2 separate regions of the Homo sapiens genome follow, and region 2 is linked to region 1. A link is a loop called in an ENCODE intact Hi-C map of the cell type or tissue named here. Cell type or tissue: GM12878. All regions are shown on one strand. Each heading gives the region's core, and the rest is flanking DNA. Links, peaks and the distances in the headings are about the cores only.

Region 1 (16,520 bases), core at 3,802-11,801:
AAACAAAGAGATCACATGGACACAGGAAGGGGAATATCACACTCCGGGGACTGTTGTGGGGTGGGGGGAGGGGGGAGGGATAGCATTGGGAGATATACCTAATGCTAGATGACGAGTTAGTGGGTGCAGTGCACCAGCATGGCACATGTATACATATGTAACTAACCTGCACAATGTGCACATGTACCCTAAAACTTAAAGTATAATAAAAAAAAAAAAGCAAGCAAGAAAAAAAAATATTCAAGTTATGTTGTTTCTGCATTTTTCCTTTGACACCTTGTTGTATGTCATTTCATTATTTATGGCTCAATTTTTTGTGAACACATTTTGTCTATTTTCTGGCTGTTTTCTCAGCTTTTTTATTTTTAAGCCTCTCATCTGCAGCCATATTTTTTGTTCTAACTTTTCCTATTAGACAGTTCTGAGATTTTTGAAAGAGTATACTTTATACTCTTCACATTTAATTTCTGCTTTAATGTTTAGTATTTTAATTCATGGGGTAGGGGGCAATTGGAGGTATTTGGAGTACAACACAGTATTTTTTCTTTGTACCTAGAGAAGTCCCAGAGATGGGTAAAATTAACTATTCCTACTCCATAATTTATAGAAAAAAGAAATGCAGTACAGCTATGCAAAGAATTGCTCCTCAAGAGAGAGACATGCACTTTCTCTTCTATCAGTCACTTTCCTAAGCTCTCGAGATTGACTATCCCCAGAAAGATGATCTTCACAGCTGATTCCAGCTCCTTTGGATTCCCCTTAGTCGTTCCTTCAGAATGGACTTATTTTATGTTACTTTCTCAGCTGTTCTCTGTGTTTTTGGCTTGTTACCTCATAAGAGTATAAACTCCTTGTGGGGAGGTACTGTACATATTTTTACATGTTTGCACGTCCAGAATATTTTTGTTTTCATTCATGAGTTTTAAATAAATATCAGAACACCTGAAGGAATAAAAAGAAATGTGTTTCTACTTGAATTAGATCTCTAATTTACAAACTGAAGATCTGAAGTAACATGGAAATTTGAGGGGCAGGAAAAGCTACCCTCTACAGAAATAACATTCTACACTGAGAGGAATATGACTAAGAGAAAAGGTTTCACATCTCCTGATAATAATTATTCTAGGTTATTTGTATTAACTGTGTCTCATGAGATGTGCCTCACAGGAGTCAAAGGCAAAATCATCCCCATTTCACAAGCGCTAAGGGATTTGCTTAAGGGATCAAAGCAAAGCTTCAATGTAAAGGCCTATCTTCTTCCAATGGCTGTGACCTATCACTGTCCTATGCTGGTGGAAGGGCTGGGCTCTCTGATTCAGATAGCAGTACTTTCTATACATAACAGGGCTTAACTAGCCAATATTTATGGATATATATTGAGAAGCTTTGTAATTTTCAGATGAGAATTGTGGAGGAATATAAAGTCAACAGCAAACACTGGTTATTCTTTCTTCTTTTTCCCCCTGTCAAATAAGTGATTTTATTTAAGCCTGACTAGATGTCACTGTGTGAATTGGGTGATACTGAATTTCATTTCTACAATAAGTTTTTGATATGAAGTGACCAATTATAACTCAGACTGGACTATTTTTCTTGAAATGGCTATAATACCAATAGCTTATTATAGTGGATGAAGAAGGTTAAAGAGAGGATAAAGGAAAAAGAAATTTAAATAAGACTGGATGTATGCGCTGAATTCCATGCAATCTAAACTCCAGATATTAGGAAGTAAATTTCAGTAAATCTAGCTGATTTTTTATCTGACAGTCCACTTCAAAATCTGATATTGACTACAGCTTGCTTCTCTGTGCTCGGATGCTTTTACTGACTTTTCTATTCAGTGCCTTGTGATGCAGTACCAAAATGATTGGCTCAGTATATTTTCCCTTTGGGATTATTGTTGGAATCTTGGAAATCTTACAGATGCATTTATTACATTTCCAAAATTTTAGTGCTTGCTTAACCAACCAGGGGTTTGCTGCTTTATGTAGTGGGGTTCAGGGGAAGAAAATAACTTACTGAAGGTAATACAGATAGTTTCAAAGTTATATCGTAGCTTCTGTTAATGGAGCTTATAACCCCAGAGAAAAGTCTACTATTAAAACGATTTGGGCCAGCATGCAAGAGTGTGGTAATGACTTCTGTGGCTACAGTGGTGGTTGCTATTTGTTATTGTTCTTCTCTTTGTTGTTTTCTGTAAATTTGCTAATTCCCACTGCTACTACCGCACCCTCCACATACATTTTTTTCTTGAAATTTTTTAAAAAGCTTTCTGTGTTATTTTCTATACATAGCATGTTATGAGTTGATTTATTCTGACAAATACAAAAGCATGGCTCTAACTCATTTTAAATATGTAATGGTTATTTTTAAGCCAATCTTGAAACAATGTGAGATTTTATCTTTTATTTTATGTGGCTGACGAAACTCTACTTTTAGAGATCACACAGGTTTTACTTCATCTTTATCTCTGTCTTCCTTTTCTTGTTTTTCCTTATATTAACCTGCTCCCAAATCTGAGGCTTTATTTTATATATTTTTAAATACTCTCAGCAAATTTTTAACAGATTATTGAACATATAGTGATTGTTCTCTATTCTAAAGGGTCATATGTATGAAGGAGTAAAATACTGTAAGAAGTAGGTAAGAAAAATGAGATTTGATTATTTTGCCTGAAGGAAATTTACACTCAACCAGAACTATTGTACAATCATTTTCTATGTTTTTTTACTACCTTCTGAAAGCAGTCCTATGAGATATGTCAGCAGCCTCATGGCTCGATATACAAGTGAGGGAATAGAGGTTTAGAAAAATTAAATAACTGTCTCAAGTTCACAGAGCTATTGGGTAATGTGCACTGTAGTAATCAGGATAGGGTAGGATATGCCGTAGGCATGGAACATCCCTGAAATCTTGCTGGCTTAAAACAGCAAGTTTAATTCTCACTTATGTTCCAGCCCCGTGTATTTTGGACTACCCTCCCATCTTATGATGATACTACCTGGAACACACAGCCTCCAAGGACACATTGGCAGAGGAAGAGGAAGATGGCAGAGACACAAACAGGTGCTTACCTTTTTGATGTGAAAGCAGTGCATTTCATAATCCTTTGAACTGGACCCATAGCTACCGCCAGGGCTCCCACCTAACCAAAAGGGAGGGAACACACATAGAAAATTCAATAAGTCCTAAGTATTTCTGCCATGAAAAGAAACAAATTAAATTTAGTTTGTTGAAGTTCCAAACCTCTTTTCACAGCATCACAGTATGCTTTCTCTAATAATTTCCATTTCAGTCAACAATGAAATTATTTTTCAGAATTCCTTTAACAAATGAAAACCAGAGGCTTCTATCTCATAAATATGACTAAGCAAATATACAGACATGCACACACATATAAATGGTAATTATAATATACATGGAATTTTGTACAGTGTTTATTTTATTAGCCTAACATTTAATAATGAATCATTTTCTATGTCTTATTCTCCAAGAATACATTTGAATGGATGTACCATAATTCATCAAAAGATTTCTCTACTGTTGCAAATTTAAGTTGTTTCAACATTTTGATGATTATAAGTAAGACTGATTAAGTGTGTTTCCTGTTCTCTTCCTTAATTTCACTATATTTACTTCAGATAGATTTCTTGAATGAGAATTCTTGAGTCAAAGGATATTAAGAAATTTAAGGCTTTTTAAAAATCTTACAAAATTGTTTTCCAGAAATGTTGTATTGATATGCACTTTATTAGGTGTGCGTGAGGGAATACCTATCAATCACTTTTTCTCAGATATATATATTTGAATATATATATATCTTCAAGTATTTTTTAGACAGTTTTGCTCTGTTGCCCAGGCTGGAGTGCAGTGATACTATCTTGGCTCACTGTAACCTCTGCCTCCTAGGTTCAAGTGATTCTCATGCCTCAGCCACCCGAGTAGCTGGGATTACAGGTGTGTGCCACCATGCCTTGCTAATTTTTTTATTTTTAGTAAAGACAGGGTTTCGTCATTTGAGCCAAGCTGGTCTTACACTCCTGACCTCAGGTGATCCACCCGTCTCAGCCTCCCAAAGTGCTGGGATTACAGGCATGAGCCACCATGCCCACCTGGAATTTTGTATTTACTTGGTAATTATTTGGAGGTGGGCCTCAATTCTTGTTCTCCTGTAACTGAATCATCATTTTGTCCTTCTGTGAAGAAAGGTAACTTATTTTCTTTATCATTAGCTTTTATTAACTCACAGCTATATTCCAAAATTATAGTCTTCCCTTGTTCTTACAATTTTCATACCTGCTTCAGAGACTGAGAGTAGTCCTGGATCTTTTTATTTTTGTTATTTATTCCATCAGTTCCTTCATTCATATCAATCATTCAGCAAGGGCTTATATTTTTCCTCGTCTCTTATTACATTCTTTTCCCCTTATCTGCCCTTGCAAATGAAATTCCAGATGGCAAAAAGTGCAGAAATGGAGGAAATCCGAAGTTAAGAAAATAACAATACAAGAGGAATACTGCTGCAATGAGAGTCATTAGGTCTTTATGTTTGAATGCAAGTGCATTGAGAATCTTCCAAATAAATTCCATGTAGAGTGGAACTAAATAATGGGGTAAAACATCCATGACTGGATCAGCAATTTGCTTCTCCTGGTATCCAGTTAAATAGCCCTGTGAAAACAAGGTTACTGGTTCAACCTTTATAAGACACTGACAGTGGAAATACTTCTCCGGAATATCAAGCTCATAAGGATGGTTCCTATATCAGGAAACTGACCTCTGCTTTATTCTAGGAGCTATATTACCAGCCTCCTACCTTCTGTTTTTCCATTTGTTTTATTTAATCAGCATAAATGCAGCTTACCATACCTGTTCTATTGATTTTTGTAACAGATTTTAGTAGTACCCACAGACTGAAGCAAAGACAGTTCCCTCTTAACCTTTGATTGATGTATTCTTTTACCACACATGACAAAGTGATAGATGCACTTAGTTAACTTTCTCCAAAATCATTAACGCCATACTCACTGGTTGGCTACTCAGGGGTTGGTTAAGTAGCTGTCATGCATTTGCTACCTGAAACACTGCAATACTGAATAAGGAGCCCATTAATTTTCTTTCAAGATCAACTCCAAAGGGTAGGTATGAAATGCATAGTTAGGAAAGAAGTGGAATAATATACCATAGACTTCAGAGAGATACTGGGTACTACAAAATTACAACCTGAGCCTTAGATTAAAAAAGAGAAAGTAAATTGATTTTCTCTGAATTTATACTTGGGAAAATTGTTTAAAATGCTAACAAGTTTTCTAACAAGCCATAATTTAGCTGTTGAGTTCTCAGGTATACATAGGTAACCTCCAAGTTTTAATCTTGAACCCACCAATACACTCAAGCAGTAGATGACAAATTTTTGTTTTAAAAATCATTTTATATGAGACAGGAATGGAGAATATAGCAAATATAAAATTGAAATAGAAAGTAGTGCTTAAATAGTTACCAAAGGTACCTAACGAATAAATAATTATTCTCCAGAAAAATGGGGAAAAAATGTTACTGACCTAAAAAGTCATCTGTCTATTACTAATACTTTACTGAGGTAATTTAATAGTCCTCTTCTACATTTCATAACAGTATTACTCACATAGACTCTTTAACGTATAACTAGATTTTCCCTTATGGAATAAAAGGTATTGTCTGTCTTTAGCTTTGAATCCACAATAATTTGTCTACTATAGTTAATGAAGCAATAACTAAACTATAAGAACCAATCAATTGAATACCATGCCTCCCCAAAGGCTGAAAAACACTTACTTGCTTTTCTTCTTTCTCCCGGTTGTTATACCCAGGTAAAGAACAAAGAATCTTTTCCTGATATAGTATGTTTTATGTTCTTGGGAAGATTACCTTTATATAGTAACCTTACTCCTTGAACGGCACATAGGAAGTAGAAACAAACAAATAATGTCTTACATCTGTCTTATTATTCCGATAGAATCAGGTTTCCCACTGATTGACAAACAAAAACAACAGACACTTCTAAATAGCCAGGCTCTTCCCCCACAAAAAGTTAATACGGCCGGGTGCTGAGAATACACCTGTAATCTCAGCACTTTGGGAGGCCAAGGCAGGCGGATCACGAGGTCAAGATCATCCTGGCTAACATGGTGAAACCCCGTCTCTACTAAAAATACAAAAATTAGCCGGGTGTGGTGGCGGGCGCCTGTAGTCCCAGCTACTTGGGAGGCTGAGGCAGGAGAATGGCGTGAACCTGGGAGGCGGAGCTTGCAGTGAGCTGAGATCGTGCCACTGCACTCCAGCCTGGGCAATAGAGCGAGACTCCGTCTCAGAAAAAAAAAAAAAAAGAGTTAATACATGTTCAAGGAATCAAAAATGGAGAGGATCTAAAGGAGTGAGCTGGATTGCCCAGCTTTCTGTGGGGAAGAGGGACAAGGGGAGGGGACATTGCCTAGCCTGACCATGAAGAAGTTTGTAACTGATGGGGAAAATGACAGTCACATATTCTAAAAATAAATAGGTATTAAAAGATGTTCATCTGTCCATTCAACAAATATTTTGCATTGATTATATTTCACATGGAGTTCTAGAATCTGGGGAAGACAGTACACATGATAATAGAACTCATGTTCTACTGAGGTAAGAGACAGAATAAACATAGAAACAATTACAGAGTACAGGTTTTGAAACAGGTGCAGAGAAGGTAACAGAGACTCGATGTTGACTGGCACAGGGTAAACTGTAGATTATTTTTTTTAGACATAGTGGTTTAACAAGTGCTTCTCTCACAGGAAACGGGTTTTGAGCAGAAACCTGACTGATGAGGAAGAATGGGTTATTGAAAGACCTGATTGAAGAGTGGTCCAGGCAGAAGAACAGAAAGCTTAAAAGCCCAGAGTTGAAAACAAAGTTCAGGAATAGTAACAAATGGAACAATGGAGAGGAAATGTAGCTGGAGCTAATTATTGTGTGTGAGTGGGAAGGGACAAGGAGAGGATGAGAAATGCTCTATCAGAAATGATTTGTGATCATTTTGGCTGCCATAGTTTCCTAGTCATTTTAGCTAATATGTCATGTCACACTCAAATATCTCAGCTTTATGACCTGAGGTATTAGAATAATAATGTTGTATGTCTCTTATAAAACCATTCCCTTTTTATTGATTTTTGTTCCCAGAGATTATCATGGAGTTATTATGATTTCCATCTAATACTTCCTCATCTTACTGGATTATTGAACAATCAATACTGTTTGTCTACAGAGCAGAAGCCATCTTTATTTCTCTTACCTCTTTTTGGTAAAAACGAAGGAGGGATCACTCTTGCACTGGAAAACCAACAAATCACTGTGGAAACACAAGTAATAACATCGTGTTCTGTGATACATATGAGCAAACTACATTGTTTATTCAGAAAGAATCACTTCTGCTTTCAGCCAGTTTTGTAGCACCCAGACATCTCAAATTGCACACCACAGACAGGCTGCCTTCATTAAGGCAATGCTGAGTCCTGAGGCTGACCTGTATTTCGAGCAGAGAGCTCCCTTTTAAATCTAGGGAGTTGTGAACTAGTCACTGATTTGCCTATTTCTGTCAGAGTTTTGCACTGAAATACCCATTTTAAAAGCAAAAAATATATAACTAAATACCTTTCCATGAAACAAATTTCTGCCCACTTTCATAATCCTACATTACCATTGTTAATATGCATTACATGGGCTGGACATGGTGGCTCATGCCTGTAATCCCAGTACTTTGGGAGGCCGAGGTGGGCAGATCACTTGAGGTCAGGAGTTGGAGACCAGCCTGGCCAATATGGTGAAACCCCGTCTCTACTAAAAATAGAAAAATTAGCCAGGCGTGGTTGCGGGCGCCTGTAATCCCAGCTACTCGGGAGGCTGACGCACGAGAATCGCTTCAACCCGGGAATGAAAGTTGCAGTGAGCTAAGATCACGCCACTGCCCTCCAGCCTGGGCAATAGAGCAAGACTCAGTCTCAAAGAAAAAAAAGCATTACATAACGTGTCTACATGTACTATGTGATTAAACATGAATTATCTCACTTTATGCTCAAAGTATCTTTAGAAATAATTTTTGGCCAGGTGCTGTGCCTCACGCCTGTAATCCCAGCACTTAGGGAGTCTGAGGAGGGCAGATCACTTGAGGCCAGCCTGACCAAAATGGTGAAACCCTGTCTCCACTAAAAATACAAAAATTAGCCGGGTATGGTGGCACGTGCTTGTAATCCCAACTACAAAAAAAAAAGAAAAAAAAAGTTTCTAAGTACCCATAAGTAGTACTCTATGTGTTTTGTCTTTTTGTCTGTCCTTTACTGGACAATAAATCCATAATTATACTTCTTACACCCTCCAATGAAAAACTTAAAATCTCATAAATCACAAACAATACAATACTATATAAAATTATTCACACCTAGAATTTGGAAAACATAGGCACTTGGCTCGGGGCAGATGATGTAATATTGAAAGATGACAGAAAATAAGTAACATTCCAGCCCGATTAGTTTTTATCTACTTTATGCTTTAGAATAATTCATTTGTTCTTTAACTTATATTCATTAATTATCCGGTATATGCCAAGAGAGATTTCAAGCATTTATTATTCATACAGCTGTTGCACTAGGGGGTTAAGAAACAATGAAATAAGTACATTAAAATATTACAATTGTTACAATAGAGTGAGGTAAAAACTCCAGGAGGAAGATTTGTTAAAGGCAGCCCAAATCTGATGGAGGAGGTTAAAGATGAGTTTCAGAGGAGATAGCACTTAAGAAGATGCTACATTTTGGACTGAACCAAATTAAATAGGCATGTTTGGCTCACGAGTCACATAAAATAAATTCTATACTATTCAAATGAATAGAACTATATAGTATGCTATTGTGTTTATGAGTCTGAGCCGAGATAGGAGGCAGGACCGGACTCCACAGGCATGGCTTGGGTACCAGCCTAAATTGAGTACTAGCTAAAATAGGTCCTGGGCAGAAGCGGAGGAGGTTAAAGATGAGTTTCAGAGGAGATAGCACTTAAGAAGATGCTACATTTTGGACTGAACCAAATTAAATAGGCATGTTTGGCTCACGAGTCACATAAAATAAATTCTATACTATTCAAATGAATAGAACTATATAGTATGCTATTGTGTTTATGAGTCTGAGCCGAGATAGGAGGCAGGACCGGACTCCACAGGCATGGCTTGGGTACCAGCCTAAATTGAGTACTAGCTAAAATAGGTCCTGGGCAGAAGCATCTCCCGGTAAGACATGCCCATCAGTGTTCCATGTCAGCTTACCATTGCCATGGCAACACTATGAAGTTACTGTCCCTTTTCATGGCAATGACTAGACAGCCTGGAAGTTAACACCCCTTTTTCTGCATAAACCACCCCTAATTTGCATATAATTAGAAGTGTGTGTAAATATGACTGCTGGACTGCTACTCTGGGCACACTGCCTATGGGGTAGCCCCTGATCCGCAAGGAGTGGTACCTCTGCTGCTGCTGTACACTGCCACTTCAGTAAAGTTGCTACTTAACACCACCAGTTAGCCTTTGAATTCTTTCCTGGGCAAAGTCAAGAACCCTCTTGAGCTATGCCCCAGTCTTGGGGCTTGCCTGTCCTGCATCAGAGCTCTAAGGTAAAGAACTATATGGGCTGGGGATATACATTTTGGATTCCAGGAATATAGCTGAAAAAATCTATAATTACCATTTTGATTTAAAAGAAAGACTGAGAATAGAACCCATTGGAATCTTAATTATTCTAATACTTATGGTATAAAGGCAGAAAAGGAAATCCTGAAAATATGTTGCAAGTGAGTGACCAGAGGTGTGAGAAGAAAACATGCAAGACAATGGAATAGGAGCAGTCTGGGAAGGAGCACATCTCAGGAAAGCAATGCATGGCCCCCTTTGTCATATTTCTGAGCTCTGCCAAGGATGATGAGAACTGAAGAGATTGCTTGACTTTGACAAATTTGAAACTGATGACTAACTGAGATATATCAATTAAGTGGTGGGAGTTTCCTAGACTTTTAAGAGAAAGTTACCATGGCAATGAGGGTAATACAAGTGAGTGAAGCATTTTAAGAAGATGTGGTAAATTTGAACATGTTTATCTGATGCAGAAAATAAAACAATGAAATAAAAAATATAGTAAATTAGGGATTATTTCAAAAGGAAATTTTCCTTAAGAGGCAGGAGGAGATGGGGCTGAGGACAGAGGTAGGTGTACAATTTTCAGAAGTAGAGGTAGGGAAGCTCTTTTCCCCATTAAGCAGATAATATATGTATCTGTTTTAAAGAAATTGAGTCACTAAGTAGGAAATTGATAGAGCTCAAGCTGACATTTTCTGTCTTAAAAAGAATAGTCTTTATCCTAACAGAATGAGTTTAAGACTAGGATTATAGGTTTGAAATGCAACTTTGGGGTCACTGTTAATGTAAAAAGGGAATTATATGATAAAAGGCCACAATTGTCTTTCTTCACACATGATAGACATCATTACTCAATCTCAGCAATTTTTCCAGCTGAGCCCAACTGTACTTTCACAACCCTCCCCCATATACAGTACATTCAGGTAGCCGCTACCAATCAACCGAAATTGTTCCAAGAGTAGAGGTCTCTATATCAGTGACAGGATTACAAATTCAATTTTAAGGTCACTGCACAGATGGTATACACTATAATTTTAGTGATTCCAGTCAGCAAAGTTATGATCTTGTGAGTTAGTTTAGCAACATTTACCAGTTCAGGCACAGTGGAAATGGAAAAGTGTTCAGGCATTTTCAGAAAAGTGGGGCAGAAGGACAGAAGGGTTGAGGGTATATGCAGTACTGGCAAAAGGTAAATGGAGGTGAAGGCCATGAAGTCTAGGCTGGCTAAAAAAGGAAGAGAAGTTTGAGGGACAGTAAGAGACTTCAAGAAGAGAGGAAATCAAAGCAGTCTAGGGATCATAGTCTCACAGTATGTATAATGAGAAAAACAAGAGCTCAAAAAATGAGAGATTGACCACAGTTGCTTCTCTTTGTTCAACCTAATATAAAAACACTGGGCCAGGCGCAGTGGCTGATGTCTGTAATCCCAGCACTTTGGGAGACTGAGGCAGGTGGATAATAAGGTCAAGAGATCGAGAACATCCTGGCCAACATGGTGAAACCCCATCTCTACTAAAAATACAAAAATTAGCTGGGTGTGGTGGTGGGCACCTGTAGTCCCAGCTACTTGGGAGGCTGAGGCAGGAGAATCACTTGAACCCAGGAGGCAGAGGTTGCAGTGAGCCGAGACTGCCACCGCACTCCAGCCTGGTGACAGAGCGAGACTCCAACTCCAAAAAAAAAAAAAAAAAAAAAAAAAATTTGGGTCTTTACTTCTTCAGGTATTCATTTTCTTATGAGGGATCTTGTGTCACATAAAATTTACATTAAATCATTATGCTTTACTCCTATTAATTTATTTTATGTCAAATTCTCAGGCCCAGCCTGGGAGCCCTAAGAGGGTAAAGGTAGTTTTACCTCCGCTGAAATAACAAACATATGACAGTGGACAGTGGAAATGGCTGGATAATCCTGGTGGGTGAAATCATAGAAGGTGCAGATGTCAAGGAACAGTTTGTTAGATGTTCCCAGAATAAATGCTGGATTTGCAGTGTGAACCAAGATGATGACATACTATAGTTCTTGATGAATATGGGCAAAGTGTCAGAAAAATAGTAGGCAATTACGTGGGCTGGGATAAAGGAGGGGATTAATGTTTTGTTTTTTGGAGAGATGGGGGTCTCACTATATTGCACAGTCTGGTCTTGAAGTCCTGGCCTCAAGTGATATTCCTGCCTTGGGCTCCTAAAAATTTTTGGGACCACAGACATGAGCCATTATGTCCAGCAGGGATTTTAACCAAAGATTTAAATGAAGCAGCGTAGAAGTGACAGTGGCATCTAGAAGAATAATTGCTTCCCTTCTTATCTATTGATCTAGACTAAGAAATTAATCCTACATCACTGCAAGGAGCATGTACAACAATATGGAGAACACACGTTCACACACACACACGGGTGCATACATGAGCATGTATGCATGCACATATGTACACATAAACAGTGTGAATAGTATAAAAGATTTCCCAAACAATATTTACTATTAAAAATTGTGATATACTGTGATAATGTATGTTTTAGTCTATCCTATTTTATTGTGTTCTATTGCATTACATAAATGCTGGTAGAAACACGCCCCTTATAGTATTTTTTATTTTTGTACATATATTTATGGGGTACATGAGATGTTTTGATACAAGGATGCAATGTGTAATAATCACATCATGGAGAATGGGGTAGCTGTCCCCACAAGCATTTATCCTTTGTGTTACAAACAATCCAATTATACTCTACTCTTTTAGTTGTTTTACAATGCAGAACTAAATTATTATTGACTATGGTCACCCTATTGTGCTATGAAATAGTAGGTCTTATACATCTTTTTATTTATTCTTTTGTACCCATTAACCATCCCCACTTCTCCCCCAACCCCATTATCCTTCCCAGCCTCTGGTAATCATCCTTCTACTATCTATTTCCATGAGTTCAATTGTTTTGATTTTTAGACCCACAAATAAGTAAGGACGTGCTATGTTTGTTTTTCTGTCCTTGGCTTATTTCACTTCAAATCGCAGTCTCCAGTTCTATCCATTTAGGTATTTAATTTTATTTGTGGCTATTGTAAGTGAGATTACATTTTCATTTCTTTTTCAGATTGTTCATTGTTGGCATATAGAAATACTACTCATTTTTGTGTGTGGATTTTGTAATCCTGTGACTTTACGGAATTGGTTTATCAGTTATAATAGTTTTTTTTTTTGTAGAGTCTTTAGACTTTTTCAAATATGTCATGTCATCTGCAAACAAGAATAATTTGACTTCTTCCTTTCCAGTTTGGATATTATTTACTTCTTTCTCTTGTCTGATTGCTATAGCTAGGACTTTCAGTACTATGTTGAATAATGGGTGAAAGTGGGCATCATTGTCATGCTCCAGATTTTAGAGGAAAGCCTTTCAATTTTCCCACATTTGGTATGATACTGGGTATGAGTCTGTCATATATGGTTTTTATCATGTTGAGGTATGTTCCTTCTACACCGTTTTTTTGAGAATTTTTTTATTATAAATGAATGTTGAATTTTATGAAATGCTTTTTCAACATTAATTGAAATGATCATATGGTTTTTGTCTATCATTCTGTTGATATGATGTATCTTATTTATTAATATGTTTATGTTGAACCATCCTTGCATCTCAGGGACAAATCCTGCTTGGTCATGATAAATGATCTTTCTAATTTAGTATTGAATTCAGTTTGCTAGTGTTTTGTTAAGGATTTTTGCATCAATATTCGTTAAATGTATTGACCTGTAGCTTTCTTTTTTTGATGTGTCTTTGTCTGGGTTTGGTATCAGAGTAATACTGGTCTTGTAAAATGAATTTGGAAGTATTCCGTCTTCTATTCTTTGGAATAGTTTAAATAGGATTGGTAGTAGTTTTTCTTTAAATGTTTGGTGGAATTCAGTAGGGAAGCCATTGGGTCTCAGGCTTTTCTTTGCTGGGAGACTTTTTATTATAGCTTAGATCTTGTTACTTGTTACTGATCTGTTTAGGTTTTGGATTTGTTCATGGTTCAATCTTGGTAGGTTGTATTCATATAGGATTTTTTCTCATTTCTTTTAGATTTTCTAATTTTTTGGAATGTAGTTGCTCAGAGTAACCACTAATAATCCTTTGCATTTCTGTGCTATCAGTTGTAATATATCCTTTTTTTTTCTCTCTGATTTATTTCTTTGGGTCTGGTCCCTTTTTTTTTTTTTTTGTGGTCTAACTTAAGGGTTGTCAATTTTGTTTATCTTTTCAAAAAACCAACTTTTTGTTCTTTTGGTCTTTTGTATTGTTTTTTCATTTCAATTTTATTTATTTCTGCTATTATCTTTATTATTTCTTTTCATATGGTAATTTGGGATTTGGTTTGCTGTTGCTCTTCTAGTTCTTTAAAATGCATCATTGGATTGTTTAATTGAGTTTCTCCTCCTTTTCGATGTGGGCAGGTATTAGTCTGTTCTCATGCTACTAATAAAGACATACCCAAGACATACCCAAGGTTTAATTGACTCATGATCCCAACTGGCTGGGGAGGCCTCACAATCATGGTGGAAGGCAAATGAGGAGCAAAGTTATGTCTTATATGGCAGCAGACATGAGTGCATGTGCAGGGGAAATCATCAGATATCATGAGACTTATTCACTATCACAAGAACAGCATGGGAAAGACCCATCCCCATGATTCGATTACCTCTCACTGGGTCCCTCCTGTGACACACAGGAATTACAGGATCTATAATTCAAGATGAGATTTGGGTTGGGGACACGGCCAAACCATGTAGGGCATTTATAGCTATGTACTTCCCTCTTAGTGCTGCTTTTCCTATATCCCATAGGCTTTGATAGGTTGCATAAACAAACAGATAAGAAGAAAAGTGATAAAAACTGTATGCTTTAATTTCATCCCCTCACTTTTTTACTTTCTGTTTGTTTCTATTTATATCTTTTTGTATTGACTATGCCTTGTAAAGCCGATGTAGTTATTATTTTTGATTGGTTCATCATTTAGTCTTTCTACTTAGAATAAGAGTAATTTACACACCATAGTTACAGGGTTATCATATTCTGTGTTCTTCTGCATTCTTACTATTACTGGTGAGTCTTGTTCCTTCAGGTGATTACTTATTGGTTATTGGTAACATCCTTTTCTTTCTGATTGAAGCACAGCCTTTGGAATTTCTTGCAGGACAGGCATGATGTGGATGAAATCCCTCAGTTTTTGTTTGTCTGCAAAAATCTTTATTTCTTTGTCATGTTTGAAGGATACTTTTGCCAGATATACTATTCTAGGGTAACTTTTTTTTCCTTTATTTCTTGAAATATATGTAGTTCCACTCTCTTCTGGCTGGTAAGGTTTCCACTGAAAAGTCTGCTGCAAGAGGTGTTGGAACTCTATTATATGTTATTTGTTTCTCTTCTCTTGCTGCTGTTAGGATCCTTTGTTTACCTTTGATAATTGGAAGTTTGATTATTAAATTCCTCCAGGTAGTCCTTTTTGGGTTAAATCTGCTTGATATTCTACAACTTTCTTGTACTTGAATATTGGTATCTTTGTCCAGGATTAGGAAGTTATCTATTATCACTTTGAATAAACTTTCTACTTGTATACTTCTCTCACTGCCACCTCTTTAAGGCCAATAAATTTTATATTTTCTAGATTTTGTAGGCATACTTTTTTCTTTAATTCTTTTTTTTTTTTTTTTTTGAGATGGAGTGTCGCCCTATTGCCCAGGCTGGAGTGCAGTGGTGTGATCTCAGCTCACTGCAAGCTCCGCCTTCTGGGTTCACGCCATTCTCTTGCCTCAGCCTCCCGAGCAGCTGGAACTACAGCACCCACCACCACTCCTGGCTAATTTTTTGTATTTTTTGTAGAGACAGGGTTTCACTGTGTTAGCCAGGATGGTCTCGATCTCCTGACCTTGTGATCCACCCGCCTCGGCCTCCCAAAGTGCTGGGATTACAGGCGTGAGCCACGGCACCCGGCCTTTTCTTTAATTCTTTTTGGTTTTGTTTCCTCTTACTGTGTGTTTTCAAATAGGTTGTCTTCAAGCTCACTAGTTCTGTCTTTTGCTTCATCAATTATGCTATTAAAAGACTGATGCATTCTTTAGTATGTCAATTACATTTTTAGCTCCAAAATTTCTGCTTGATTTTTTAAAAATTATCTCTATCTTTAATTATCTTGATCTCATTGTTAAATTTATTGGATAGAATTCTTAATTCATTCTCTATGTTATCTTGAATTTCTTTGAGCTTCCTTAACACAGCTATTGTGAATTCCGATTCACAACACAAAAACAGATATGTGTCTGAAAGGTCACATATCTGTTTTTCCCCAGAATGGGTCACTGGTGCCTTATTTAGTTTATTTGGTGAGGTCATGTTTTCCTGGATTTTCTCTGTACTTGTAGATGTTTATCTGTGTCTGGGCATTGAAGAGTTAGGGATTTATTTTAGTCTTTGCAGTCTGGGCTTATTTGTACCTGTCTTTCTGGGAAGGCTTTTCAGATATTCTAAAGGACTTGTGTGTTGTGATCTAAGCTGTAACTGCATTAGGGTGGCAGCCCAATCCCAGTAGCACTGTGGTTCCTGCAGATTCATAGAGGTACTGCGTTGATAATCTTGGTGAAGATCCAGGAGAATTCTCTGGATTACCAGCAGAGACTCTTGTTCTCTTCTGTACTTTCTTTCAAACAACTGGAGTCTCTTTTTCTGTTCTGAGACATCTGAAGCTTGGGATGTAGTGACATAAGCACCCCTGGCAATCTATTGGATAGTGCAGTGTACTACTTTGCCGTAAAAGTAAGACAGTTAGGCCATTTCCCAAAACTGTGTTACCATAT
Region 2 (16,520 bases), core at 3,892-11,891, 78 kb after region 1:
AGAAAAGAAACAAAGGAGCAAGTGAGCTTCCATACATGCAAAAGAGCTCCAATACACCTGGCAGCAGACTTTTTAGTGGAAATTTTACCTGCCAGGAGAGAGTGGCATGTCATATTTAAGACACTGGACTTAATCTGCAGCACAGACCAAATGGACTTCATAGATATTTACAGAAGATTTCATCCAATGGCTGCAAAATACACATTCCTTTCCTCAGTGCATGGAACATTCTCAAGGACAGACAGTATGTTAGGCCACAAAACAAGTCTTAAAAATTCAAAAAAATAGAAATTGTATCAAGTATATTATCTGACCACAATGAAATAGAACTAGGAATCAATATCAAGAGGAACTTTGGAAACTACACAAACATATGGAAATTAAACAACATTCTCCTGAATGACCAGTGGGTCAATGAAGAAATTAAGAAGGAAATTTAAAAATAATATTGAAACAAATGAAAATGGAAACCCAACATACCAAAAATTATGAAATACTGCAAAGGCAGTACTAAGAGGAAAGTTTATAGCAATAATCACCTATATCAAACAAGTAGAAAAATTTCAAATAAATAACCTAAAGTTTAATCTTAAAAAACTAGAAAAGCAAGAGCGAAACAAACCCAAAATTAGTAGAAGAAAAGAAATAATAAAGATCGAGCAGAAATAAATAAAATTGAATGAAGAAAACAATTCAAAATAAAAAAGATCTTTAACTTGACTAAGAGAAAAAGAAAAACCCACGTAAGATCAGAGATGAAAAAAGAAGACATTGCAACTGATACTGGAAAACCTATAAGAAATGGATAAATTCCTAGATACATAAAACTCAACAAGATTGAATCATGAAGAATCAAAGAACCTGAATTGACTAATAAAAGGTAATAAGGTCAAAGACAATAAAAAGTATGCCAGCAGCAGGACTCAGTGGCTCATGGCTGTAATCCCAGAACTTTCGGAGGTCGAGGTAGGTGGATCATTTGAGGCCAGGAGTTTAAGACCAGCCTGGCCCAAATGGCGAAACCCTGTCTCTACTAAAAATAAAAAAATTTGGGAGGCTGAGGCAGGAGAATCGCTTAAAACCCAGGGGGCGGAAGTTACAGTGAGCTGAGGTTGTACCACTGCCCTCCAGCCTAGGCCACAGAGTGAGACTTGGTCTCAAAAAAATTAAAAACAGAAATAAAAAATTAAAAAATTAACAAGTCCTGGTGGCTCACACCTGTAATCCCAGCTACTCAGGAGGCTGAGGCAGGAGAATCACTTGAACCCAGGAGGTGGAGGCAGAGGCTGCAGTGAGCCAAGATCATGCCACTGCACTCTAGCCTAGGCAACAGGGTGAGACTCTGTCTCAAAAAAAGAAAAATGTCTCCCAGCAAAGAAAAGCCTGGGACCCTATGGCTTCCCTGCTGAATTTTACCAAATATTTAAAGAACCAATATCAATCCTACCCAAACTTTTCCAAAAGATAGAGGAGGGAATCCTTCTAAACTCATTCTATGAGGCTAGTATTACTCTGATACAAAAGTGAGATAATGACACACTGAAACAAGAAAACTAAAAACCAGTATCTCTGATGAATACTAATGCAAAAATTGCCAAGAAAATACTAGGAAACTGAATTCAACAACACCTTTAAAAGATCATCCATCATGACAAAGTGGGATTTATCCCAGGGATATAAGGATGGTTCAATGCATGCAAATCTCTCAATATGATACATCACATCAACAGAATGAAGGACAAAAACCATGTGATCATTACAGTTGATGCTGAAAAAACATTTGGTAAAATTCAATAACACTTCATGATGATAACCTTCAAAAATGGATTTAGAAGGAGCATATCTCAACACAGTAAAAGCTGTATACATCAGACTCACAGATAGTATCATTCTAAATGGCAAAAAACTGAAAGCCTTTCTTTTAAGATCTGGAAAAAGACATAGATGCCTACTTTCTTCACTGTTACTCAACATAGTACTGTAAGTCCTATCTAGACAAGAGAAAGAAAAAAAAGGGATCCAAATTGGAAAGGAAGAAGTGAAATTATCCTTTTTTTTGCAGATGATATGATCATATATTTGGAAAAACCTAAAGACTCCACCAGAAAACTATCAGAACAAATAAATTTAGTAAAGTTGCACGATACAATATCAATATAAAAATTCAGTAACATATCTGTATGACAACAGTGAACAATCTGGAAAAGAAATCAAGTAAGCCTATTTACAGTAGTTGTGAATACAATAAATATGTAAAAATAAACTTCAACCAAAAAAGTTATAAACCTCTACGATGAAAACTATGAAACATTGATGCAAGGAATTGAAGAGAACACCACAAACTGAAAGGATATTCCACGTTTGTGGATTGGAAGAATCAATATTGTTAAAATTCCCATACTACCCAAATCAATCTACAGATTCAATGCAGGATATGAAATCAAATCCCTATCACAATATCAATGGCATTCTTCACAGAAACAGAAAAAATAATCTTAAAATTTATATGGAACCACAAAAGACCCAGAATAGGCAAAGCAATCCTGAGCAAAAAGAACAAAACTGGAGAAATCATATTATCTCACTTCAAATTATACTACAGAGCTAAACCAAACAGCATGGTACTGGCATAAACAGACACACAGACCAATGGAACTGAATAGACAATACAGAAATAAATCTACCCATCTACAGTGAACTTATTTTCGACAATGGTGCCAAGAACATACATTGGAGAAAACACAGTCCTCAATAGTTGGTGCTGGGGAAACTGGGTATCCATATGCAGAAGAATGACACTGCACTTCTGTTGCTTGCCATAGACAAAAATCACAACAAAATGGATTAAAGACTTAAATCTAATAATTCAGCCTATGAAACTTCTAAAAGAAGTAATTGAAGAAACTCATCAAAACACTGCAGTTGGCAAAGGTTTCTTGAATATTACACCACAAGCACAGGCAACCAAAGCAAAAATTAACTAATGCTTTTTTTTTTTTTTTTTTTTTTTTTTTTGGTAGGGCATGAAGTTTCGCTCTTGTCACCCAGGCTGGAGTACAATGACACGATCTCGGCTCACTGCAACCTCTGCCTCTTGGGTTCAAGCGATTCTCTCAGCCTCCTGAGTAGCTAGGATTACAGGCACCCACCATCACGCCCAGCTAATTTTTGTATTTTTAGTAGAGATGGGGTCTCACCATGTTGGCCAGGCTGGTCTCAAGCTCCTGACCTCAGGTGATCCACCCGCCTTGGCCTCCCAAAGTGCTGGGATTACAGGAGTGAGTCACAGTGCCCAGCCAACAAATGCTATTACATGAAGTTAAAACCTTTCTGCACAACAAAGGAAACAATCAACAAAGTGAAGAGACAACCCACGGAATAGGGGAACATATTTGCAAACTATTCCTCTGACAAGAGATTAATAGCCAGAATATATAAGGAACTCAAATAATTCAATAGGAAAAAAATCTAATAATCTGATTTTTAAGTGGGTAAAAATTGAAATAGACATTTCTCAAAATAAGATATACAAATAGCAAACAGGTATCTGAAAAAGTGCTCAACATTACTGGTCATCATACAAATGTAACTCAAAATTACGAGAGATATTATCTTACCCCAATTAAAATGGCTCTTATTGAAAAGACAGGCAATAAAAAATACTGGTGAGGATGTGGATAAAAGGGTACATTTCTCCAGTGTTGGTGGGAATGCAAATTAGTACTACCACTATTGAGAACACTTTTGAGGTTCCTCCAAAACTAAAACTAGAGCTACCATATGGTTCAACAATCCCACTGCTAGTTATATAACCAAAAGAAAGGAAATCAGTTGATCAAAGAGATATCTGCACTCCTGTGTTTATTGCAGCACTATTCAGAATAGCCAAAATTGGCTATTCTAGACATTTTAAGTAACCTAAGTGTCTGTTAACAGAAGAATGGATAAAGAAAATGTGGTACATATACACAATGGAGTAAAACTCAGCCATAAAAAAGAATGAGATCCTGTCATTTGCAGCAACATGGATGGTACCTGAGGTCATTATGTTAAGTGAGATAAGCCGGGCACAGAAAGACAAACATTGCATATTCTCAATCATTTGGGGGAGTTACAGATGAAAAATTGAACTCATGGAGACAGTAGAATGATGTTTCTCAGAGGCTAGGAAGGGTAGTAGGGATTGAGGTGGGTGGGCAAGTGGGGATAGTTAATGGGTACAAAAACATAGAATGAACATGATCTAGTATTTGATAGCACTACAGGGTGACTACAGGAAAAATTAATCTTTTGCACATTTTTACATAATTGAGGGTATAATTAGAAAGTTTGTAACACAGATAAATGATAAATGTTTGAAGTGATGTATACTCCACTTTCCCTGATGTGATTATTACTCGCTGTATGCTTGTATCCTTAATATAACTCATGTACCCCATAAATATATGCACCCACTATGTACCCATAAAAATTAGAAATAATTTTTTAAAAAAGAAAAAATATATAAAGCAAATTGGATAAAAATCATAGGATAAAACTCACAAATCCCCTGTCAGACTGGAAGTTTTTAGCATGCGTGTTTTTGTAAGTGATAAATCAAATAGACAAAAATGAAAAAAAAAGAGAACATTAGAACAACATAACAAAAGTCTGCTTTAATGCACATATATGAAACCTGTACCCTGCAAGTAAAGAGTACACATTTTAAAAAAAATACCATAGTGAGAGAAGAGAGAGATCCTCTCATATTGTATTATACTCAGTACCTGTTTTAAGAAAAAAACAAGGAAGTGAAATCAAAGACAGGCAGCCCAGTGCCAGGCCCAAAACCAGGCCTGGGCCTGCCTGGCCTAAACCCAGTAGTTAAAAATCAACTCATAACCTAGAAACCAATGTTATTCGTAGATTCCGGACATTGTATAGAAGAACACTGTGAAACTCCCTGCCCTGTTCTGTTTCTCTCTGACCACTGGTGCATGCAGCCCCTGTCACGTATTCCTTGCTTGCTGAAATCAATCACAACCCTTTCATGTGAAATCCTTAGTGTTGTGAGCTCTTAAAAGGGACAGAAATTGTGCACTTGGGGTGCTCGGATTTTAAGGCAGCAGCTTGCCGATCCTCCCAGCTGAATAAAGCCCTTCCTTCTACAACTTGGTGTCTGAGAGGTTTTGTCTGCGGCTCGTCCTTCTACATTTCTTGGTCCCCTGACCGGGAATCGAGGTAACTGAGGGATGGCCGAGGTAGCCCCTTAGGCAGCTTAGGCCTGCCCTGTGGAGCATCCCTGCAGGGGACTCTGGCCAGCCTGAGTGACGTGATCCAAAGAGCACTCCTGGGTAGAAAATTGCCTGGGTGGAACGCCTCACCAGAACAGCACGTAGCAGGCCCCTGTGGAGGATTAACACAGTGGCTGAACACCGGGAAGGAACTGGCACTTGGAGTCCGGACATCTGAAACTTGGTAAGACTCGTCTTTGGAACTTGCCCTACTCCATCTGAGTGGAAGCGTGGCCTGATCACCCACGGTGTGCCTGTATTGGCACTTTTGTTCTGGTTTTGACTTGACTTGACTTGGTAAGACTAGTCTTTGGAACTTGCCCCACTCCATCTGAGTGGAAGTGTGGCCTGATCACCCACGACGTGCCTGCATTGGCACTTTTGTTCTAAACAAGAAAATATGGACAGGATACTTATCTAAATAAAATTACTAAATATTTTGATACTTTATTCCAGTAAATATGGATGCTTAGATAAAAGGGATCATACACAACAGCAACATAATCTTTCCAAAATCACTAAAAGAAAATAAAAAGTTTTATAATCATGTTTTAAATGGCATAAAGAAGTAAATTTTCCATGTTCATAGACTGAAAGTGCTAAATCTAGTAAAGATGTTGTTTCTAAATGTATTCATAAAGTTAATGCACTGCCAATAACATAATATTTTGCCAAAAATTATATTTATTCTAAAATATATGTAGAAGAGAAATAAGTAATGAAGAATCAAATTATTTTTGATAAATGAGATGGGTAGGTATGGGTATGTATGCCATACCAGCTATTAAGATCTACTATATCTTTATTATAGCTAAAATACTGTGATATTGACACAGGCATAGGCAAGTAGAGCAAGGGAAACCTGACACATATAAGTGCTGGTATCACACATCAATGAGCAAAATATTAACTCATAAATGGCATTTTGTTTTAGTTAGCCTTATGAAAAAAATGAAATTAGATTCTTCCTCTAAACTACATACAAAAATAAATTCTAGCAAATTAAAAATGAATACAGGAATATCTGTATGAACTCAGAGTAGTAAAGTCTATCTTCATCAATATACACAAAGAATAAACAATAAATGTAATTATATCGGTAAATAAGTGTTGATATGTTCATACAATGGAATATTATACAGCAACAAATAGAAATGGATCTGTTACTGGTATCAATATGGATGAATCTTGCAGACATACTTTTGAATGGAAAAACCATTGATAAATGAATACATATAGTACATCATGTACGTTAATTTTAACATATGAAAAGCAATTATATTTGATTTTAAAGATACACAATTATATAATAATTACTTGCAGAAGTGCATGAAACTACTAAGAAGCAAATCAATATAATGAATATGTCTGAGAACAGGTAGGTAGGGTGCATAAGAAGAAAAGGTTAGGTATTCAGGAATCTCCAACAGCCTTTGCAATGTTTTACTTCTAAAACTGAATGATGGGTACATAGATATTTACTTCGGTATAGTTTATATCTTCTAGTATATCTGCAATATTTTACAATGAATTTTAAAATAACAGTAACACACACAAGGCTTCTACTCTCCAATCTACCACTGACCCACTATTCCCCACTATGATACAGTTTGAATGAGCAAGCTTAGACTGTTGCGTTTACCTAGAATAGTACTAAAGAGGAAACAAATACTTATTTTAAAAAATTACAGGCATGTAATGTGAAATAAGTACATCATGAATGAGGGGGTATCTGGGTATCTGTCCCCTCAAGCATGTATCCATTGAATTGCAAACCATCAAATTATATTCTTTAAGTTACTTTAAAATGTACATGTTATTACTGACTATAATCACCCCGTTGTGCTATGCAACAGTAAGCCTTATTTATCCAATTTTTTAATTTTTATTTATTTATTTATTTATTTATTTGAGATGAAGTCTCGCTCTGCTGCCCAGGCTGGAGTGCAGTGGTGCAATCTCAGCGCACTGCAAGCTCCGCCTCCCAGGTTCACACCATTCTCCTGCCTCAGCCTCCCGAGTAGCTGGGACTACAGGCACCTGCCACCACGCCCAGCTAATTTTTTGTATTTTTAGTGGAGACAGGGATTCACCGTGTTAGCCAGGATGGTCTTGATCTCCTGACCTTGCGATCCGCCCGCCTCGGCCTCCCAAAGTGCTGGGATTACAGGTGTGAACCAGGCCACTGCGCCCGGCCCCTTTCTATTTTTGTACCCATTAAATATCCCATCTCTCCCCAATCCCCCCACTAGGTTGTTGGAAAGACAAAACACCGAAACCATTTGTTTGGGCTGGGTTATGAATAAAAATGAAACTAGGCTGTTGCAAAGGATAGTCTACTTCACCAAAAAAAAAAAAAGTTTATTTTTTAATAGCAACCTAAAACACTCATTCACTTTAGCTGCTAGCACCCTGTAGGTACTTAAGTTTATGAACACTAATCAACACTAGTACAGAGAAGACACTGTAGAGATATTTTTAGTATTATAATAATTAACACAATATAATTTTCCACTTCTTAGGCTTAGAAAGTTATCTTATCGTTATACAAGACCTGTATAAAAGTAGATGAATGAATGAAGAGATCTATGAAACTGAAGATCAGACATACAGTTTGTAATTCTTCTAAGCTGCTTTGAACCCCTTTGTAATGAAAGAAATGCTACTGCTCAAGAAATTGTAATCATTTTTGCTTATAATTAACATCACTTTATTAATAATTGTTATATTTCAAATTTATTCTCTCTGGCTTGGAAAATTAGCAACAGTGTTGAATAAATTAGGATAATATTAAAAGAAACTATATTTAAAGCAAGCAAAACTTTAGTGGACAGATAAGATTGTACTCATTATAAAGTATATTTACCATGGAGAAGCTGCATCTCCTGTGAGACACCAGAGAAGAGATTTTGATAACCAGATGGCTTTTGCAGCCTGAGAAGTATGCACATTGGCTAGCTACTTGACTCAATTGTTTTGCTTGCATTTTGTGGCATAGCTTTTTCTCAGCTGCGGGCAACAGTTGAATGGACATTAAAATCTCAGAGTTAAAATATAGCTATAGTTTCTTTGAACAAACCTTTCTACCAATGAAAGATGTTGCCTTACAGGTGGTCTTCAAATCTCTACTTGAACATTCTGTTGACCAAGAACTCACTGTCTCTGAGATGGATTGTTTCATTGCTGAAGTGCTTAATTGTTAGATAATCTACCCTTATATGTCTTTCTGTAACTTTCATTCATTGGACCTAGGCCTGTTCCTCTTTTCTGTAAAAACTAAATAGTAATTTTTACAGGTCAGTTGAACAAACATTTGGGGAGCAGCTGCTATCAAGTTAAAGATTAAGACGTGATTTATATACTTACGGATTTTCAACTATTTAGTGCAGAAAGACATTTACATGAACATTTACATATATAGGTATTCCTATTGCCACAACCTGTTTACTGTTGACAAAAAGGTGAATGCATTTCAAGTAGGAAATTACAGAGCTCGTTAACCATGCATCATAAGTAAGGCAGCAAATATCTAATCTTCATCAGTAAGAGTCCCAACTCTTACTAACTGCAACTTTGATAAATGGATATTGCTAAGAATGTGTGTTGGTTGTACTACTGTTCAAGGTGGCTAAGTCCATATATTTCTTTCACTTCTCACTCCAGATTTTGTGAAATGACACCTAAGTTGTATAAAAAGATGTGAATTAATTACTGCTCTCATAATGAGAGAAGTTTCATGAGTGGCTTAAAGACTTTCAAACATGCATGAATATTTGGAGTATAAAGAATAGCAGATGATTCTAGTAGCAAAGTAGAAATGTAAAGAGGAGGAAACTCTAGTAGAAATAAAAACTGTTCTTCCCCCACCCACCAGAGCCTTAGTGGGCCTTCAAGATCAGAGACCAGGAGTAGGCTACAAAACAGAGTCATTCATTTATGCTTTTATTCATAATATCAAAAGCAGATTACCACATGCTTTCATCCTCCACCTTTAGAGCATCTAACACCAAGATGAAGACTAGAGATGTGCTGTTTAAAGAAGTTGAAAAATTTATTTACGGTGGGCAAGGACTCAGAGTCAACATCTTATCTTGGCACAAGACAGGAGGTTTGGTGGTTGTAGGAGACCTGTATTCTTTCCACACATGCAAGTGAGAATGAAGTCTTCCACTTGACATACCTCTAACTCTGATATAAAACTCAGTAAGTTTTGGCCAGGTGCAGTGGCTTGCGCCTGTAATCCCAGCACTTTGGGAAGCTGAGGCAGACAGATAAAGAGGTCAGGAGTTCAAGACCAACCTGGCCAACATGGTGAAACCCCGTCTCTACTAAAAATACAAAAATTAGCCAGGCGTGGTGGTGGGGCACCTGTAATCCCAGCTACTCGGAAGGCTGAGGCAGGAGAATCACTTGAAACTGGAAGACAGAGGTTGCACTGAGCCGAGATCACTGCCACTGCACTCCAGTCTGGGCAACAAGAGCGAAACTCCATCTCCAGTTAGTGGGTGCAGCGCACCAGCATGGCACATGTATACATATGTAACTAACCTGCACAATGTGCACATGTACCCTAAAACTTAAAGTATAATTAAAAAAAAAAAAGAAAAATAAAAGAAAAATTTTCAAAGAAATGTAAAAAATAAAAATAAAAATAAAAAAATAAATAAATAAATAAATAAAATAAAACTCAGTACGTTTTTCTCCACAGAGCAACAAAGACACCTATACAAAGTCATAGGAGATCAAGGTCAATAACTAATATTTAACACATATTCATTCACAGATATGAATTGAGAACAAAATAGCACCAGAAATTTTCAAGAAGTGAAGAACAAATGTAGAGAAGCATAATGATAACAAATAGAAAAAAAAAGATGCCCCAAAAAACAGAACTCAAGGAACAGAAAATTGTATTTTGAGTTTCCTTAGAGATTCCAGAACATTCTGCAGTAAATAAAACAAGATCAAGCTTATGTTTTAAAAAATTATCAGAGAATTAGAAAATGTTACTGGAAAGAAAACCATTAAAAAAGTGTTAGAAAATAAAAGAAAAAAAGTCTCAAAAGATAGAGCAAAAAAGTCAAAAAAAATGAGAAAACTCTGAGAGAAACATCAAAGAGAAACATCGAGATAGAGAGGCTAGAATTCCATCATGTGACTAATGCGAACTTTGGAAAGATCAGAAAAAATAGAGACAAGAAACTAGTCAAAAAACTAATTGACATTATTTCACAACATTTAACAACAAATATCAAATTGGGAGAACCTGACAAGTTCCTAGAATGATGGAAAAAGTCCTATTTCTAAACACATTCATGAAATTTCAGAACATTAAAGATACAAAGATGGTCTTAAAGGTGATTGGGGAAAAAAATGCCAGTTTATGGATAAGTGAACGGGAATCAGATTGGCATTAGAAAATGAGGCCGTGAGACAAAGAGAAAATTGTATATTCTTGCCAAGCCATCCATAATCTGAGTAAGGTTATACTCCAAAGTAAAATGAAAACAAAATTAAAAAAACTATATACAGACTTTTAAAATGCACTTAATTTGGAATGCCATATTGAGAACTCTAGTGCATCATTAGAGAATAACTAGCTTTAATTGAAACATGAAGTCAGATGCTTCATTTTGACAAATGTTTTGGTTGAGAACTTGAATGATTTTAGAGTTAAGCCAAAGACATATGCTTCTTATATAAGCAAGCAAAAAAAAGGCAATTGAACCCTTGAAATCCGCAATAAGACAAAAAGGTTATTGAAAGTTGTAATCCAAATTTAAAGCAAACAACTGCTCCATGATTTTGAGTAATTGGCATGGTTTGAGAAAAGGTCAACCATTTAATCCTGACATTATCTTTCAAGGAACTGGAGAAAGAGAAAATTTTAGTTTTCATTTCGTAACTTTCTGTGCTACATGATTTTTTTAACTATGTATTATAGAGGCAATATAATAATGATAACAGAGTTATTGAAAGGCATTTTGTGAGCATAGTCAGCACAGGTAGCCCAGAGTAAGAATATTCAAGGAAGCCTTCTGAGAGGAGATAGATGTGTAATACATTACCAAACAAATTCAGAAGTAATTCTGCAATAAGTGGGAAGGATGGCAAGAAGACAGAGACAGGATAGGGTGGAAGGAATTCCAGCAAGAAGAGAATGAGCAAAGAAAGAGAACAATGAACAATACCCATCTATGTATGCTGGATCTTCCTGTATACTAGCCATTGAAGATACAAAGATAAAGAAGAAATGCTACTTCCTAAATGATTTACAATCAGATGGTGAGGAAAGATAAGCAAGATAGGGCGGCAATACAGTGCTACAATACTGTGCTATTTGGTACTTTGAGTGATGAGATTTTTCTATTGCAAATGGGAGAGCAGGAGCTGGGTTGTGGGACAGCATGAGGACAGTGATTAGTATTGGGACAGTCACTGAAGGGTGTAAGAAAGAGGTTACCAAAGACACATTAAATAATTGTCCAGCAGCTTGAATGCCTTTCTAGCACTAAATTGTCACCCAGCCACATAATAGAATAATACTATTTTTCTCCAAAGTCACTTAACATCCATTTTGAAGGAACCAACATTTTTGGCTGCTTCAAAATGGATGCTAATTGCCTCTGGTTGGTTCAATGGGTGTAGTAGAAGTACAGAAGTTTACTTGAAATTGAAGAGGCTGGTGAAAGAGTAAACCAGATAATTAATATGGCATTCAGGACCACGATGTAAATGGAGATATAGAAGTATAATACATAAACTAAGAAAAGTGCAGGCATTAAAGTTTCGTATGTTTCTTTAAGGGTTAATGAACTCAATAAATGGGATAAGATAGAGAGGGCTAATGATAGGGTAGGAAGGGACATTAAAATAACTGTGTCCTTTTCTGTTTGCATATAACGTTCCTTCCACTCATTTCTGGCTGAGGTAAAGACACTAATATTGCAAGGTCGTTATTGAACTTATTGGGCCAATTACTGAAGTATGACACAGTAGAAATACAGACTGAGTATCCCTTATTCAAAAGGCTTAGGACCAGAAGTATTTGGGATTTTTGATTTTTTTTTAATTCTGGGATATTTGCATTACATTTACCAGTTGAGCATTCCAAATCTGAAAATCTGAAATCTGAGAGGCTCCAACGAACATTTTATTTGAGGGTCAAAAATGTTCATATTTTGGAGCATTTTGGATTTCAGATTTTTGGATTTTGGATGCTCAGCCTGTACCATTTATCGTGGTTAGGATTTGGTAGAAAGGAGAGAAATAGAGGCCCAAGAGACCTAATGTAGGAATCTGAAAAACACACTTGACCTTTCTGAGTCTCATTTTCTTCTCTCTCTAAAGTATTTGAATTAATCTATAACATCATGTAGTCCTCAAATCATTGTACAAAGATCATAAATCAAAATTTAGGGGAACATATAAGTGAGCTTTTTAAAGATCATCCATAAGTAAATATAAAGAACACACATACTAGGGTTGTCTTTCATTACTATTCTCTTTCCCCCAGTTGTAATTATCACAGAAAAAAAGAGTTATTCCCAAAGATAACTGGCTCAGTTACATGAACAATTTACGAATTGATCTCATTTATCAGATATTTATAACCAATAGTCAATCAAATAAAGACTTTTTTATTTTACTTTCCCTCTATCTGATAAGTAAAATAATATTCTAGCATGGTGCTACATTTCAAATAGTACAAAACAAATTAAACTCTTAATGGTCTATAACATATAGACCTAGTCATTGTAAGAATGTCTGTGTCTTCTCTAATATTTTCCTCAAACAGGATACTCAGATCTTTTATGGAAATAAACTGGATGGTATCTTTTGTGTAAATTCTACATTCTAAGTCTCCAAGAGAATTATTTAAATGAGAAATGTGAGTCTCAAATTTCCATTCTAGTGGTGCTGAACACTCTAATTCCAAAGACTTGGTTAAGTCTCTTAATTCTACATGACTAAAGGCTCTCTCTCTCTTTCTGTTTTCCTCTTAACATTGATGGAAAAACTCACATTTCTTCTATTTAAATTTTGCTTCTAGCATCTGGAGCAATTACCTTTATCATTGGATCTTGTATTAGTGTTCTCTAGAAAAAGAGAACCAATATATAAATATACAAGAGGAGATTTTTTATGGGTATTGTCTCAAGAAATTATGGAGGCTGAGAAAGCCCATGGTCTGCCATCAGTGAGCTGGAGAACGAGAGTGGGTGGTGTAATTCAATCTCAGTCTGAAGGCCTGAGAGCCAGGGAAGCTGATGATATGACTCCCAGTCTGAGAAACAGAGTCTCGGATGTTTGAGAACAAAAAAAGATACATGTTCCAGCTCGAGAAGAGAGAATTTGCCCTTCCTCTCCCTTTTTTGTTCTATTAGGGCGCAGTGAATTGGATGATGCCTGACCACATTGGTGAAGGCAGATTTTCTTTACTCAGTGTACTGAATCAAATGCTAATCTGTTGTACAAACACTGTCACAGACACACCTAGAAATAATGTTTTAGCTATTATCTGGACACCCTTAGTCCAGTCAAGTTAATGAATAAAATTAACCATCACAGATGTTAAAAAATGATATTCAGCTTTTTCTGGATATTAGCTTTATCTGTTTATAATAGTCATACATGGCACTTGAATATTCTGACAGATTAATTCAAAGTCCTAGGATTAGTGTGATGTTGGTGTGGTCTAGAAGTGAATTGTGGATGGAAATGTTCTCAGCCAAGTGTATTCACTTTGGGAGAGCTTCAAAGAACAGAATGATTTTGAAATAAGAATATATAATATATAGTCTTACTGGAACCTATGAAAAACTCATGTGTTATCTACTACTCAAGCCAAAAAAATAATTTTTTATGCTTATGTTGTTAAGGATTTACTTGCATCACTTCATTAATTAGCAATTTGTATTGTATCAAGTGGGTCTAATCCTTTTAATAGATTCCAAACAGGCTACTTGGCTATTAAATTCTAGTTTGTTTTATATTTATTCATGAGAAGAAAATGCCATAGAAAGATTCCATGAAGGAAAATGTTTGCTTTGCATTCAGTCTTTCAACAATAAAAAGGAAAAAAAAATAGACGTTGCCAACTGTGTCATATGTATGAATGGTTTTCTACGGGAATTCATATCTTTAGTTGTTCTGTTCCTATTACTTGTTGTCTTCGAAAATGGGTTCCAGCTGGGCGCGGTGGCTCACACCTGTAATCCCAGCACTTTGGGAGGCCAAGGCGGGCGGATCACGAGGTCAGGAGATCAAGACCATCCTAGCTAATACGGTGAAACCCCGTCTCTACTAAAAATACAAAAAAAATTAGATGGGCGTGGTGGCGGGCACCTGTAGTCCCAGCTACTTGGGAGGCTGAGGCAGGATAATGGCGTGAACCCGGGAAGTGGGGCATGCAGTGAGCCGAGATTGCGCCACTGCATTCCAGCCTGGTGAAAGAGCGAGAAGCCATCTCAAAAAAAAAAAAAAAAAAAAAAAACAAAAAAATCAGGATATGAATATATGCTTCTTGATATAGTGGTTGCAAAAAAAGATAAAAATCTTTACATTCCTCATGTTTGCCTTTGTACAGACCCAAATTTCTCACCAACCATTATCTGTAGGAATGACTGTCTCCTCTCTCTCTTATTTGGGTACTGAGAAGCTGAACTGTCTACACCTATCAAATGCTTGCTGGCTGAGTGCTCACAGTCACCCAATTTACTGTCTATATCAGTATTTAGCAAAAGATTTTCTGTAAAGGACCGGAAAGTAAATATTGTAGGCTTTGTAGGCCACCTAAAATCTCTGTTACATATTCTGCTTAAAAAAAAAAAAAAAAAAAAAAACCACCTTGGAAAAGGTTGAAAAATGTGAGAAGCTTTCGTTGCTTCTGAACTCAGCCCCTGGACACAGTTTGCCAGTGCCTGGACTATATATTAGGATGACTTTATTATGCCATTTATTAGCATGACTACTATTCTAGGATATCCTTTCCCAGGCAAGTAGCTTAATTGCTCATTGCAGGAACTTTCCCAAAAACGCCAATTGTTCAATGGAAAGCATCAGCAGAAAATTTTCACCTTGAGTTCCTATTAATTCCTTGCCTCAAAATTTTTTCCTTGCTTTTTTTCACCTGTCTTAAGCCATTATTATTATGATTCTTACCCAATCTGAATTAAGCACATATCTTTTCCCCCACTCTCCAATTTCCATTGGAAGTCCCCCCATCTAAGCCAAACTTTCAATTCTTAATAATTTCTAATCTTGTCTTTTCCAATTTAAGACATTACCAAAGCTCTGTGGATGCAGTGTTCTCTCTCAATTGTGGAAAAATCAGCTTTGCTTATAAATATGTTATTTTGATGAAGGTGATTTGGGTGATATTTGGGGATCTAGCATTTGACAGTCAACAGAATGATTTTGATTTTGTTATGGTGTCTTTCATAGTTCCCCTTTCATTATAGTTATATAAGTGTATGCCTGCCTCTCTACTGGAAAGTAAAATTCAGGCTATCAGGAATTATATATTAATTATATTAAGTATTTTGCACATAGTAGGCATTAATTAGGTATTTGTTGCACTATAGCAATATAGGTAGTGATCTTTATTGAACCACTTTTATTCAATTATTTTTGTTGCTCACATAGGGTTTGCTGTATGAAAGCATCTTTCACTTCTATTCATGTGTGAGACAAAGTGAAAAGGAACGATGTTTCAGGAACATCTTTAAGCCTTCTTAAAATGTACCCAGGAATAATCAATGTCATTTCTCCACAGGATATTTTCTGTGAAAATAGCAATATTTTGTGCCTGGGTTTCTTTGTGTCTTCAACTATTCCCATGACTGCGGATCAGGGCATCCCCACAGTGTAGATCCAATCAAGAAAACACCATTTTCTTCAATTTGACAAAATGGAAAGCAAGAAAAGAAACAAAAAAAGTGTCTCACTAAAAAATAACCAGTCTCGTTGTATGCTGATAGGGTCGAGGGTAGGTGGGGCTGTTCCATTACTGAGATTAATGCCTAATTACCCACGTGTGTGATTTTTACTGCACTCAGATTGCTGGGGAAACAATACGTATTTCCTCAGTAAAATATATGAGTTGGTTTTCTTTTTAAGTCAGAAAACTTGTCAGAAACCAGCATTTGAACTGTTGATCTCTTGGGGAACATTTTGTTGGTATGCTGTTATATTGTCAGACTGCCAATATTCTTTTACCTTTTTTCCTTAAGTTGTAAGCAGGTA

What was found. Peaks named below come from ENCODE experiments on the same cell type or tissue, not always from the same donor. Only the 100,000 strongest peaks of a DNase experiment are listed, where the experiment ranks them.
Region 2: a loop joins it to region 1, with 4 times the contacts of the local background. A loop is called at or near these places in 3 of 110 quality-filtered maps.

What each region holds. Positions count from the first base shown.
Region 1 is chr2:34,594,997-34,611,516 of GRCh38, forward strand. LOC105374459 (a long non-coding RNA gene) reads right to left here. Exons shown (of 6, transcript XR_001739398.2): 4 at 7,307-7,363; 5 at 4,297-4,671; 6 at 3,074-3,145. Among named protein-coding and RNA genes, the nearest start is that of LINC01320, 74 kb to the right of the region's middle. In GM12878, for the core only: no CTCF peak of the experiment used is centred there; DNase peaks (open chromatin) are centred at 6,804 and 7,450.
Region 2 is chr2:34,672,471-34,688,990 of GRCh38, forward strand. LINC01320 (long intergenic non-protein coding RNA 1320) reads left to right here and starts at 5,087. Exons shown (of 3, transcript NR_126404.1): 1 at 5,087-5,457. In GM12878, for the core only: no CTCF peak of the experiment used is centred there; a DNase peak (open chromatin) is centred at 4,961.